Linked DNA regions of Homo sapiens: all the other regions are linked to region 3. The links are chromatin contacts, found by Hi-C or POLR2A ChIA-PET in ENCODE. All regions are on one chromosome and are shown on one strand. The core of a region is the stretch at or near the end of the contact, and the rest is flanking DNA. Distances in the headings are between cores, read along the strand shown.

What was found. Hi-C counts contacts between places; a loop is a spot of excess contacts on that map. ChIA-PET counts read pairs that join two places held with the same protein, here RNA polymerase II (POLR2A). Pooled maps may share reads with other maps.
Region 1: a pooled map shows a loop between it and region 3 (3-fold over the local background). The contact joins the enhancer-like site here to the promoter of CLTCL1 in region 3. A Hi-C loop is called at or near these places in 1 of 168 maps with a recorded cell type or tissue (Panc1) and 2 of 50 pooled maps. POLR2A ChIA-PET finds 5 or more read pairs at or near these places in 2 of 52 experiments (A549 and GM12878).
Region 2: a map of ovary shows a loop between it and region 3 (3-fold over the local background). The contact joins the enhancer-like site here to the promoter of CLTCL1 in region 3. A Hi-C loop is called at or near these places in 3 of 168 maps with a recorded cell type or tissue (GM12878, IMR-90 and ovary), 1 of 37 single-sample maps with no recorded cell type and 4 of 50 pooled maps. POLR2A ChIA-PET finds 5 or more read pairs at or near these places in 8 of 52 experiments (AG04449, B cell, MCF 10A and 4 more).

Annotation. Positions count from the first base shown.
Region 1 is chr22:19,084,059-19,087,503 of GRCh38, forward strand. All of the region lies in intron 2 of DGCR2 (DiGeorge syndrome critical region gene 2), which reads right to left. Among named protein-coding and RNA genes, the nearest start is that of DGCR2, 37 kb to the right of the region's middle. RefSeq lists enhancers at 1,984-2,485, 2,486-2,985. Within about 2 kb of position 1,778, at least 7 of the 41 ENCODE cell types and tissues checked have a DNase peak (open chromatin) inside an H3K27ac peak, as active enhancers do; they include GM12878, where a contact is called at or near this core.
Region 2 is chr22:19,418,078-19,421,587 of GRCh38, forward strand. The region is part of intron 1 of HIRA (histone cell cycle regulator); the gene reads right to left. Among named protein-coding and RNA genes, the nearest start is that of HIRA, 12 kb to the right of the region's middle. Within about 2 kb of position 1,799, at least 8 of the 41 ENCODE cell types and tissues checked have a DNase peak (open chromatin) inside an H3K27ac peak, as active enhancers do; they include B cell, where a contact is called at or near this core.
Region 3 is chr22:19,290,150-19,293,534 of GRCh38, forward strand. It overlaps CLTCL1 (clathrin heavy chain like 1), which reads right to left and starts at 1,570. Exons shown (of 33, transcript NM_007098.4): 1 at 1,451-1,570. The coding sequence starts at 1,492. LOC105372859 (a long non-coding RNA gene) reads left to right here and starts at 1,798. Exons shown (of 6, transcript XR_938002.3): 1 at 1,798-2,181. RefSeq lists an enhancer at 759-1,272 and silencers at 1,383-1,567, 1,449-1,688.

The sequences.
Region 1 (3,445 bases), core at 528-3,027, 210 kb before region 3:
TCGGCTCGCTACAACCTCCACCTCCCAGCCGCCTGCCTTGGCCTCCCAAAGTGCCGAGATTGCAGCCTCTGCCCGGCCACCACCCCGTCTGGGAAGTGAGGAGTGTCTCTGCCTGGCCGCCCGTCATCTGGGATGTGAGGAGCCCCTCTGACCGGCCGCCCAGTCTGGGAAGTGAGGAGCGCCTCTTCCCTGTCGCCATCCCATCTAGGAAGTGAGGAGTGTCTCTGCCCGGCCGCCCATCATCTGAGATATGGGGAGCGCCTCTGCCCCGCCGCCCCGTCTGGGATGTGAAGAGCACCTCTGCCCGGCCACGACCCCGTCTGGGAGGTGAGGAGCGTCTCCGCCGGGCCACCCCGTCTGAGAAGTGAGGAGCCCCTCCGCCCGGCAGCCGCCCCGTCTGAGAAGTGAGGGGCCCCTTTGCCCGGGAGCCGCCCCGTCTGAGAAGTGAGGAGCCCCTCCGCCCGGCAGCCGCCCCGTCTGAGAAGTGAGGAGCCCCTCCGCCCGGCAGCCACCCCGTCTGAGAAGTGAGGAGCCCCTCCGCCCGGCAGCCGCCCCGTCTGGGAAGTGAGGAGCGTCTCCGCCCGGCAGCCACCCCATCCGGGAGGGAGGTGGGGGTCAGCCCCCGCCCGGCCAGCTGCCCCGTCCGGGAGGGAGGTGGGGGGTCAGCCCCCGCCCGGCCAGCCGCCCCGTCCGGGAGGGAGGTGGGGGGTCAGCCCCCGCCCGGCCAGCCGCCCCGTCCGGGAAGGAGGTGGGGGGGCGCCTCCGCCCGGCCAGCCGCCCCGTCCGGGAGGTGGGGGGCGCCTCTGCCCAGCCGCCCCTTCTGGGAAGTGAGGAGCCCCTCTGCCCGGCCACCACCCCATCTGGGAGGTGTACCCAACAGCTCATTGAGAACGGGCCATGATGACAATGGTGGTTTTGTGGAATAGAAAAGGGGGAAACGTGGGGAAAAGATTGAGAAATCGGATGGTTGCTGTGTCTGTGCAGAAAGAAGTAGACATGGGAGACTTTTCATTTTGTTCTGTACTAAGAAAAATTCTCCTGCCTTGGAAAAAAAAAAAAAAACAAAGATGGTTCCACTGGGAAAACAGAAACCATGCTAAGGGATTTCTAACACGAAGGGTTTAATACAGAAAATAGGTGCTTTCAAAACAACTGGCAAGGCTATATAGTGTGAGCAAAAGTAAAGTGGGCTAACTCCCCATCTAATTCCCACAGTCATTGTCAAGAGTCAGGAAGCTACTACTGCCATCTATAGGTTAGGAAACTGCAAAAATCTGCTGCCAATACTGCAGCTGCTCTGCAGCCCTGAGACAGCTGGCCAGTGGGGGAAGGCAGAAGCCACTGCAAAAAGTCACCTCAAAAATCTAAGCCCATGCACACCCCCAACATACACTATGGCCTGAGGAAGAAAGGTTCCACCTCCCTTCCACTTGCCACATTTCCCAAGACACATGTCATAGGGCAAATGACACACAGAAGCCTGCTGCCAGGTGGTTCTGAGTGCTACTGCTCCAGCATTCCAGCCTCTGAAACCCACGGACAAGCCCAGAAGGGAGTGAGTGGGAAGGTACTGAATGCCCAGGCTGTACCTAGCATGTCATTTCCCTCTTTTCAAAAACATGCAGAAATTACTGATCTACTGTTACATCTTTCCCCTTTTTTTGTCCCTTTGGTTTTACATTTTTTATACTCCTTTTTAGCAGGCTTTTAGCAGGGCAATGAAGTAACCCCATAAGGTAACTCCAGAAGTCCTGAAGTCTAGTTCAAAAGCAACTTGACTGAGAATGGCCCAGGGCTTCCCTAGGGGTTACTGAAACTCTCCTCATACAAAGGAAGGTCACAGCTTTTGAGCAAGGGTGGTTATTAGCTAACTCTCTACTTCCCCCACAAACACAAAGAGTTTCCTTTTTTGAGAGGGGAGGAGGTTGGGGGAAGGGAGAGTGTCAATGAGGACTTGACTCTATATCTATGATTTTTTAAAAATTTCTTTTAAAATAAACTAGAAAAAAAATCACAAGATTTAGCAGTCATTAATTCAAGGAAGTAAGAAAATACGTATTACACATTCTTTGTACATTTTTATGACTTAATTTGCTCAGAATCTCAACTTTAAGAACAATTAGAAATCAACCTGCTTGGCCGGGCACAGTGACTCACGCCTGTAATCCCAGCACTTTGGGAGGCCGAGGAGAGCGGATCACAAGGTCAGGAGATCGAGACGATCCTGACTAGCACGGTGAAACCCTGTCTCTACTAAAAATACAAAAAAAATTAGCCGGGTGTGGTAGCAGGCGCCTGTAATCCCAGCTACTCAGGAGGCTGAGGCAGGAGAATGGCATGAACCCGGGAGGCAGAGCTTGCAGTGAGCCCAGATGGCGCCACTGCACTCCAGCCTGGGCAACAAAGCGAGACTCCATCTCAAATAAAAAAAAAAGAAATCAATCTGCTCACCCTCCAGACTGTGACACAGCACTATACAAGGACAATCATAGGACCGTGAGTCAAGGAGAAGCAGGGTGAGCCTTGTCAGGGCAGTGGCCTCCTCAGCCCACCCAGAACACTCCTAGGCCCTACCAAGCCTCAGGGGGCTTGCACACACGGGTCCTCATTGTCATGCCTTCACTGCTCAGCCCTGGTGCAGGCCACCACTCGTAACTTTCGGCTTCTATGAGAGATTTTATTTTTCTGTCTAGGGAAAACATATGGCAACCAATGTAACTTCAAGCCAATACTCAAGTGCAAAGTTGATGCCTGCTCCATGCCAGGCCATGTGGTCAAGAGAAATAAAACCTACTCCTTGCCTTCAACAAGTCTTCAGAGCGTGGAAAGATGAACAAGGTGGCAACTATGAGTGTGGATACCACTATGTTCAGCGTGTGTAACAGGACAGTTATTACAAACAACTACAAAAGCAAAGCCAAATGGCACTTTGAGAACAACAAATAAACTCTGCTTCCATTTGAAAGCAAACCAAGAATCATCTGGTTCTCTCTTCAGGAATTCTCCAAGAGGCTGGATATAAGGTCTCACTCTATGAGTCAGACAAGGGGAGGCTCCCACTCATAACCACATGGTCGTCCCCAGGCTGACCAACCAGGGAACTTCAGCAGCCCAAGCACTGGGAAGCCCACTGGGAATCCACTTTCTCTGGGCTTTGACCCCAAAGACCCACCAGAGAGGCTCCCAGACAAAGGACTGTCCCAGAGGCTCCTGACCGGGCCAACACCATCCAAACCCTCATTTGGAAAGGCAAACACCTCTACCAGAGACACGCATAATCTGATGAAGAATGGGCTCCAGAGATGATCAGGAGGGGCCCCCTCTAAACAGCATTCTTTTCTTTTTTTTTGAAACAGAATCTCACTCTGTCGCCCAGGCTGGAGCGCACTGGCATGATCTCAGCTCACTGCAACCTCTACCTCCTGGATTCAAGTGATTCTCCTGC
Region 2 (3,510 bases), core at 549-3,048, 130 kb after region 3:
CTGAGTTGAGGGGAAAATAGGGAGTTGTTGCTTAATTGGTATAAAGGTTTGCAAGATGAAAATGTTCCGGAGACTGGCTGCACAATAATGTGAATTGTGACAGTACTGAATTACATACTTAAAAATGATTAAGATAGTAAATTTTATATTGTGAATATCTGACCACAATTTTTAAAATGCTAATAAAAACCAAACAAAACCAAAAATAAAAATAAATAAAATGGAGGAGTGTAGGAGGGAGGTGGGTGTAATTATAAAAATTGTTGGCGGGGTGCGGTGGCTCACACCTGTAATCCCAACACTTTGGGAGGCTGAGGCGGGTGGATCATGAGGTCAGGAGATTGAGACCATCCTGACTAACACGGTGAAACCCCGTCTCTATTAAAAATACAAAAAAAAAAAATTGCCAGGCATGGTGGTGGCAGGCGCCTGTAGTCCCAGCTACTTGGGAGGCTGAGGCAGGAGAATGGCATGAACCTGGGAGGCGGAGCTTGCAGTGAGCCGAGATCGCGCCTGTTCCAGCCTGGGCAACAGAGCGAGACTCTGTCTCAAAAAAATAAAAATAAAAAATATATAAAAATTGTTGGAACTGTTCAGCATCTCGACTGCAGTGGTAGATACATGAACCTGCACAGGTGACAAAATTGTATAGAACTAAACATACACACGCACAAATAAGTACAAACAAAACTGGGGAAATAAATTTTAAAAAATAGGTAGCATATGTCAATGTCAACTATAGTTTTGCAAAATGTTAACATTGGGAGAAACTGGACTAAGTCCAGAAGTACCTTCTCAGTATTTCATACAATTCGGTGTGAATCTATAATCATCTCGATAAGAAATAAACACACACACACACACACACACACACAAGGCCTGTTTTTAAAAAACGATATATATGTGTGTGTACTAATATATAAGGCAGTAGAGGTAAATATCCAAACACCAGAGGTTAGGTCATAATAAAAATGATTCTTTTCATGTGCAGGTGACAATATGCACACTCTATAACAAGCAATCCCTCTGGAGAAACTCATCAGCCAAACACACTAATGTGACCTATATGCAAGTAACTCCTATGGCTGACTGCCTTCTAGACACCTCACCCTGATCTTCTCTATAACGGTCTGATCTTTCCAAGAAACCTGCTCTACCCACTGTCTGCCCCAACACAGTTAAGGCCAGACCTTGAGAGGAGAGGCCAACAATCCTTGCACAATGGCCACCCCGCCCCCACGACTTTTCTGACCTCATCTCCTACTAACCCCCACCATCGCTGGTCTTCCTCTTTTCTTGGACTGTACCAGGTGCGCTCCTATCTTGGGCCTTGTACTGACTCTTCCTTGCCTCCTTCAGGTCTTTGCTCAATGTCACCCTCACATTGAGGCCTACTCTAACAACTTTAATTTAAAGGATTATTTCCCCAATGTGGCACAACAAATCCCCTTAGTCCTGATCTATTTATTTCCTCGGGAATTTCTTACATATTAATTTCCTTTATTGTATGTCTGTCTACTCTGCCCACTAGAATGTAAACTCCAGTAAGTAGATCAGCTCTTTTGTCTGTTTTATTCACTAATTCATCCTCAGGACCCAGAGCTGTGGCTTGGCACATAACAGGCACAACAATAAAAACTTGTTGCTGTTGAATGGCTGGAGAAAGCTCATGACAGAAGCACTACATTCAAACACCTTCAGTATCACTGGTGTAACAATCTTTGGAAGGCAGGCTCCTGATCTACTGCTGTGGGGACTCAGATTTCGCCAACTGCCTGCAGGTGGGAAGCACACCCTTGGCTGGTTCACAGCCATCTGCTGCTGTTATCTCTACCACTTTCGACCACAAAAACTTATCCCCATCTTCTTTAGTAAGCATGACACAATGACATCTCATAGGTGTCAGATGCCTAAGAGATTGAAAACATAGCACAGGAAGGAAGCTGTTGCACCATACAACCATTGTGTGTGTGTGTGTGTGTGTGTGTGTGTGCACGCGCCACAAACTAAAGTGGAAAAGTGTCACAGGTATATCATTTAGGAGACCTTAATCACTTCTCCTGAAGCATCTGCCAACATATAATCAACAAAGTTTTGAGATTGGGCGCAGTGGCTCACTCCTGTAATCCCAGCACTTTGGGAGGCCAAGGCAGGCAGATCACTTGCTCTGAGGAATTCGAGACCACTTTAGGCAACATGGTGAACCCCATCTCTACAAATTAAAAACAAAAAACAAAAATTACCCAGTAGTGGTGGTGCAAGCCTGTAGTCTCAGCTACTCAGGAGGCTGAGGTGGGAGGATCTATTGAGCTCGGGAGGTCGAGGCTGCAGTGAGCCGTGATCACGCCACTGCACTGCAGCCTGGGCAACAAAAAAAACTGTCTCAAAAAAAAAAAAAAAAAAACCAAACCAAAACAAAAAACAAACAAACAAACAAAACCCCAAAAAACAAAAAAGTTTTGACGAAAGGCATTTCTGTTTCTTAATACTTCTTTCCCCCCTCATTTTGCAAAACAGAGGTATTCCCTAAAAAGTATCTGCACAGGAGGATTGCTTGAGCCCAGGAGCTCAAGGCTGCAGTGAACTATGGTCATGCCACTGTACTCCATTCTGAGCGACAAAGTAAGACCTTGTCTTTAAAAAAAAAAGTTATCTGCAAGGGTACAATGTATATTATTCAGGTGATGGTTGCACTAAAAGCCCAGACTTCATCACTAAGCAATATATCCATGTAACAAAACTGCACTTACATCCCTTAAATTTAACAACAAAAAGTTATCTGCAAAATGTACTCCTATAAATCTAGTCCCTTCCACCTACTTCCATTAGAAAATTAAAAGCTACATTTCCATAGTGGGAAAAATCTGCTAGCTCAACAATAACCACAATTAAGAAGACAACAAACCTACAATACTATTTAAGTGAAAAATGCACAGCAGGCTGGGCGCAGTGGCTCACGCCTGTAATCCCAGCACTTTGGGAGGTCGAGGCGGGTGGATCACCTGAGGTCAGGAGTTCAAAACCAGCCTGGCCAACATGGTGAAACCCCATCTCTACTAAAAATACAAAAAATTTATTGGGTGTGGTGGCAAGTGCCTGTAATCCCAGCTAATCGGAAGGCTGAGGCAGGAGAATCGCTTGAACCCTGGAGGCAGAGATTGCAGTGAGCCGAGGTTGCACCATTGCACTCCAGCCTGGGCAACAAAAGCGAAACTCCGTCTCAAAAAAAAAAAAAAAAATGCACAGCAACATTTTAGCTATGCCAGTTATCTGTACAATGCAAGGTCTGTAAGGGAGGCTACACACCAAAGACATTGGATTTGCTATGGTGACTGATGGGGATTTGGTTAAAGTCTTAAAAAAATTCAGACACTTGTATAATGTGCATACACTAAATGCGTCTTCTAAAATCACAAAATCACCCAGTTGTTTTTTTCCAAATGGTTTGAAAGACCACATTAAAAGTTTTAACAATGTGTTTTCCTTTGTGCATTTTCTAATTTTTCCTAA
Region 3 (3,385 bases), core at 320-2,819:
AAAATATCTTGTTGCTTTCTTGCCCTTTGAAAAGAACATATTTAGATAGTGGTTAAGCACAGGCATTGGAATCAGACCTGGGTTAGAACTCAAGCTTTGTCACTTACTAGCCATGTAACTTTTGCTGAAGGAATTAGAATATTAACCTCAGTGACCCATGGTAGAAAACAGGATATCACTATCTGCCTCAGTTATCATGAGGATTAAATTAAACCAGATTTATAAAATACAGTAGTCTAGTGAGTGGCAAGAGAAACGGCTCAGTAAATGATAACTACATCATCATCATTATTATGAGCAGCAGCAGTATTTTGCTACCTCAACATGACTGGTGCTGGCTTAGCTTAGTGGCAGAATGAAGCCCGGACAGATGTCAGGGCACTCCCACCTCCATACAACTTCCACTGTGTCACTAACCAAGTGACCCTGGCAGGATCCCCTGGATATCAAGTTTCCAGTCTGCAGAATGAGGGGACTGGACTGCACTACACAGTTCCCAAGGCTTTTCCCGTCTGCATCTAGGGCTAACAGTGCTCTGCACTGTGAAAATAGGAACTTTCAAGCAAGCACGTTCCTCGATGTACTACTTTGTGGTCAAAAAGACTTGAGTCTGAATCCTGTTCTTATTGAATGAAGATGAGTTCTTTAACACTTTTGAGACTCGGTTTCCTCATCTAGAAAAGAGTAAGCGAATCGCAACGAATGGTAGTGTGATGATTTAACACAGAGCACTCAGGGAGGAGCCGCTGGCTATCCCTCCTCTGCCGCACCTCCCAGGGTAAACGTGGGGACCAGCACCGCTCCCGGGCAGACCCGCGAGCGGCCCGCACGACGCCCGACCTGAGCCTTTGCTCAAAGCAGGGGGCCAGTCCTTATGTTTCTGAACACAAACAAATGGAGAACAAACTGGGACCTTATTAAAAAGGCAGGCTTTGGGGGTGTTACTGCATTGAAAAGCCCTATTTAGGCTTGGCCCTGAGAAATTTTTCTCTTGGGTCACGCATGTTCACGGTCCTCCCAGGCGAAGCCGCCCTGGGGACGAAAACCGATCACAGAGGCAAACTCAGGGGCGAATAAGGACCGCAGGACGCCAAGGAGGGGCGTGGAGCTGTGGGATCCGCGCGGCCCTTGGGTTGCCCTGCCTGCAGCGGGAATTTGTGTGCCTCCTCGCGGGCACTGAGCGGGGCGTCCCAGGGGGCGTTGGCTTCCACCCCCACCATTCCCCAGCCGGCCCCGCCGGTAACGGGCTTCGGCGACGGCACCCAAGCGGGTCCTCAGGAGCGGCCGCCGCGCCCGGGACGCCGCAGCCCCAGCCCAGGTGGGAGGTCGGAAATCGGCGCGGCCAGCTGGGCAGCGGCTCAGCGGGGCTGGGGGCGCGGGGTCAAGCCTGGCAGTCCGGCCCGGCGGAGGCGCGGCTGACAGGGCAGCCCCCCAGCCCGCCGGGCCTCACCTGGAAGTGCTCCTGAAAGCGAACAGGGAGGATCTGCGCCATGGCTGGTGCGGGACCTCGGCGGCGGCGGCGGCAGCGGCAGGAATGAACGCCGACCCCTCGCGCGGGCTGACCGGTGGCGACGGCGCAGGCGCAGTGCCCCGAGCTCCCGGTCCTGGCCCCCGCCCTCCTCCCTGACCGCGCCCCGGCCCGCACCCCCTTTCCCCGCCCCTTCCCCCGCCCCTGCCCCGCCCCTGCCCCGCCTCTGCCCCGCCCCTGCCCCCGCCCCTGCCCCCGCCCCTGCCCCCGCCTCTGCCCCGTCCCGCCTGCGCGGATCCCTCCGCCCGCTCCGAGGGTCCGCGGAAAGTAGTCCCGCGCGCCCTCTGCCCTGACGCGGTGTGTGCCAGCTACCCGAGTGAAAGGTTTTCGGGGGATTAATCCTGATGGGGTCTGCGGCGGCCCTTGCCCAGCGCCTTCCACATGTGGAGCGGGCCAGTGGTGCTAGTTCTGCCGCCAACTCTGGACGGTTGAGTTCAGGGCCACTTTTTACTCAGGCACGGATGTGACAGAAAGATGGAAAAGGGTCTTGGAAGAACCACATGTGCCGTATAACGAACGACCTTTTGGTCTGAGGAGGACCGTGTATATGACGGTGGTCCCATAACATGATAACGGAGCTGGAAACTTCCTGTCCTCTGGTGAGGGCTTAGCTAAGGACATTTCCTCTCCTGTATTTGGAGATACACGTACAGGTATGTCATTACCGTGCCAGGGGAATAACGCACCTCACACGCGGTGCGGGTTTGCGGCCTAGCAGCAGCGGACCGCATCAGCTGCCTAGTTGTGTAGTGGCTGTGCCATCTGAGTTTGTGTAAGTTACCTTGTGATGATCCCACAACCGAGACGCATGTCTCAGAATGCATGGATGCATGGGACGCGTGACTGTACGTGTTACAGACGTGTTTCGGCGTGAGGCTCGGCCCCTGCTCCTTTAGGAAACACCTTTCCTGGCTCATGCGGTTTCTAGAGAACACTGTGTCGGAATATCAATGTAGAGAGTCAGCGAAGGTCATCTAGCAGCAGATGACCAGCCCCAGGCCAGTGAGGATCACCCAGAGTGCCCGTGGCTGCACGACAGTAGTAGCAGGTGGAAGCTGGAGCCCACACCTGGTTTGCCCAGCAGCCAGTTGTTTTTCCGAGGCACCGTTGGCTGATGTTTTGCATACAGATGATTCAGCTGCATAAAAGATGTCTGTCAGGAAAGGGAAGCCCTTGGCATTCAGCACAGGCACTCCCTACGGGGTAATCGATAGCCGTCTCTGCTGCTTCCCATGTTGCTCACTGGTAATTTTAAGAAATGAACGGCCCACCTTGAATAAGACAAGGATGGTGCAATTATTTGCGCAATGGCTTGACCATCTAGTAGCCAAAAATATGTTAAGGAATAGAACAGACTGTTCACTTTCAAATTAAATCTCTTTTCCAGTATTAGCCAAGACCTCTGCAGCCCGCCCTTTCTAAAATCCATGTGGCCTCATCCGCTAAATATAGAGCTGGGTTTTGCTGTGGTTAGTACTACATTTCCCAAATCTCTTTATTTTGGCAATGATGCCTGTGACTCCAAGTACCCTTTACCCCAAACATTATATAAATTTTTTAGTAATTAATACCATCACTCCCTAAATCACCTTCCCCAGGGCTTTTTGGGGATTAAAACTAAAATTTTATACCCTAAAAGAAAGAATTTAAGAAAATCATAGTTAAGCAAAGTGACAGGATTGTTAATACGTCGGGACCTCAAGTGGGGATTAAGTTTCAACATTAATTTTAGAGGAGACACAAATCTTTCTGTCTCTTCAAACCATAGAAGAGACAGAAAGCACAACAGTTATTTGAATAGACAGAAGTGAATATAAGTGATAGTTGTAGTTAACAGGAAATAAAGTTGTTAATATA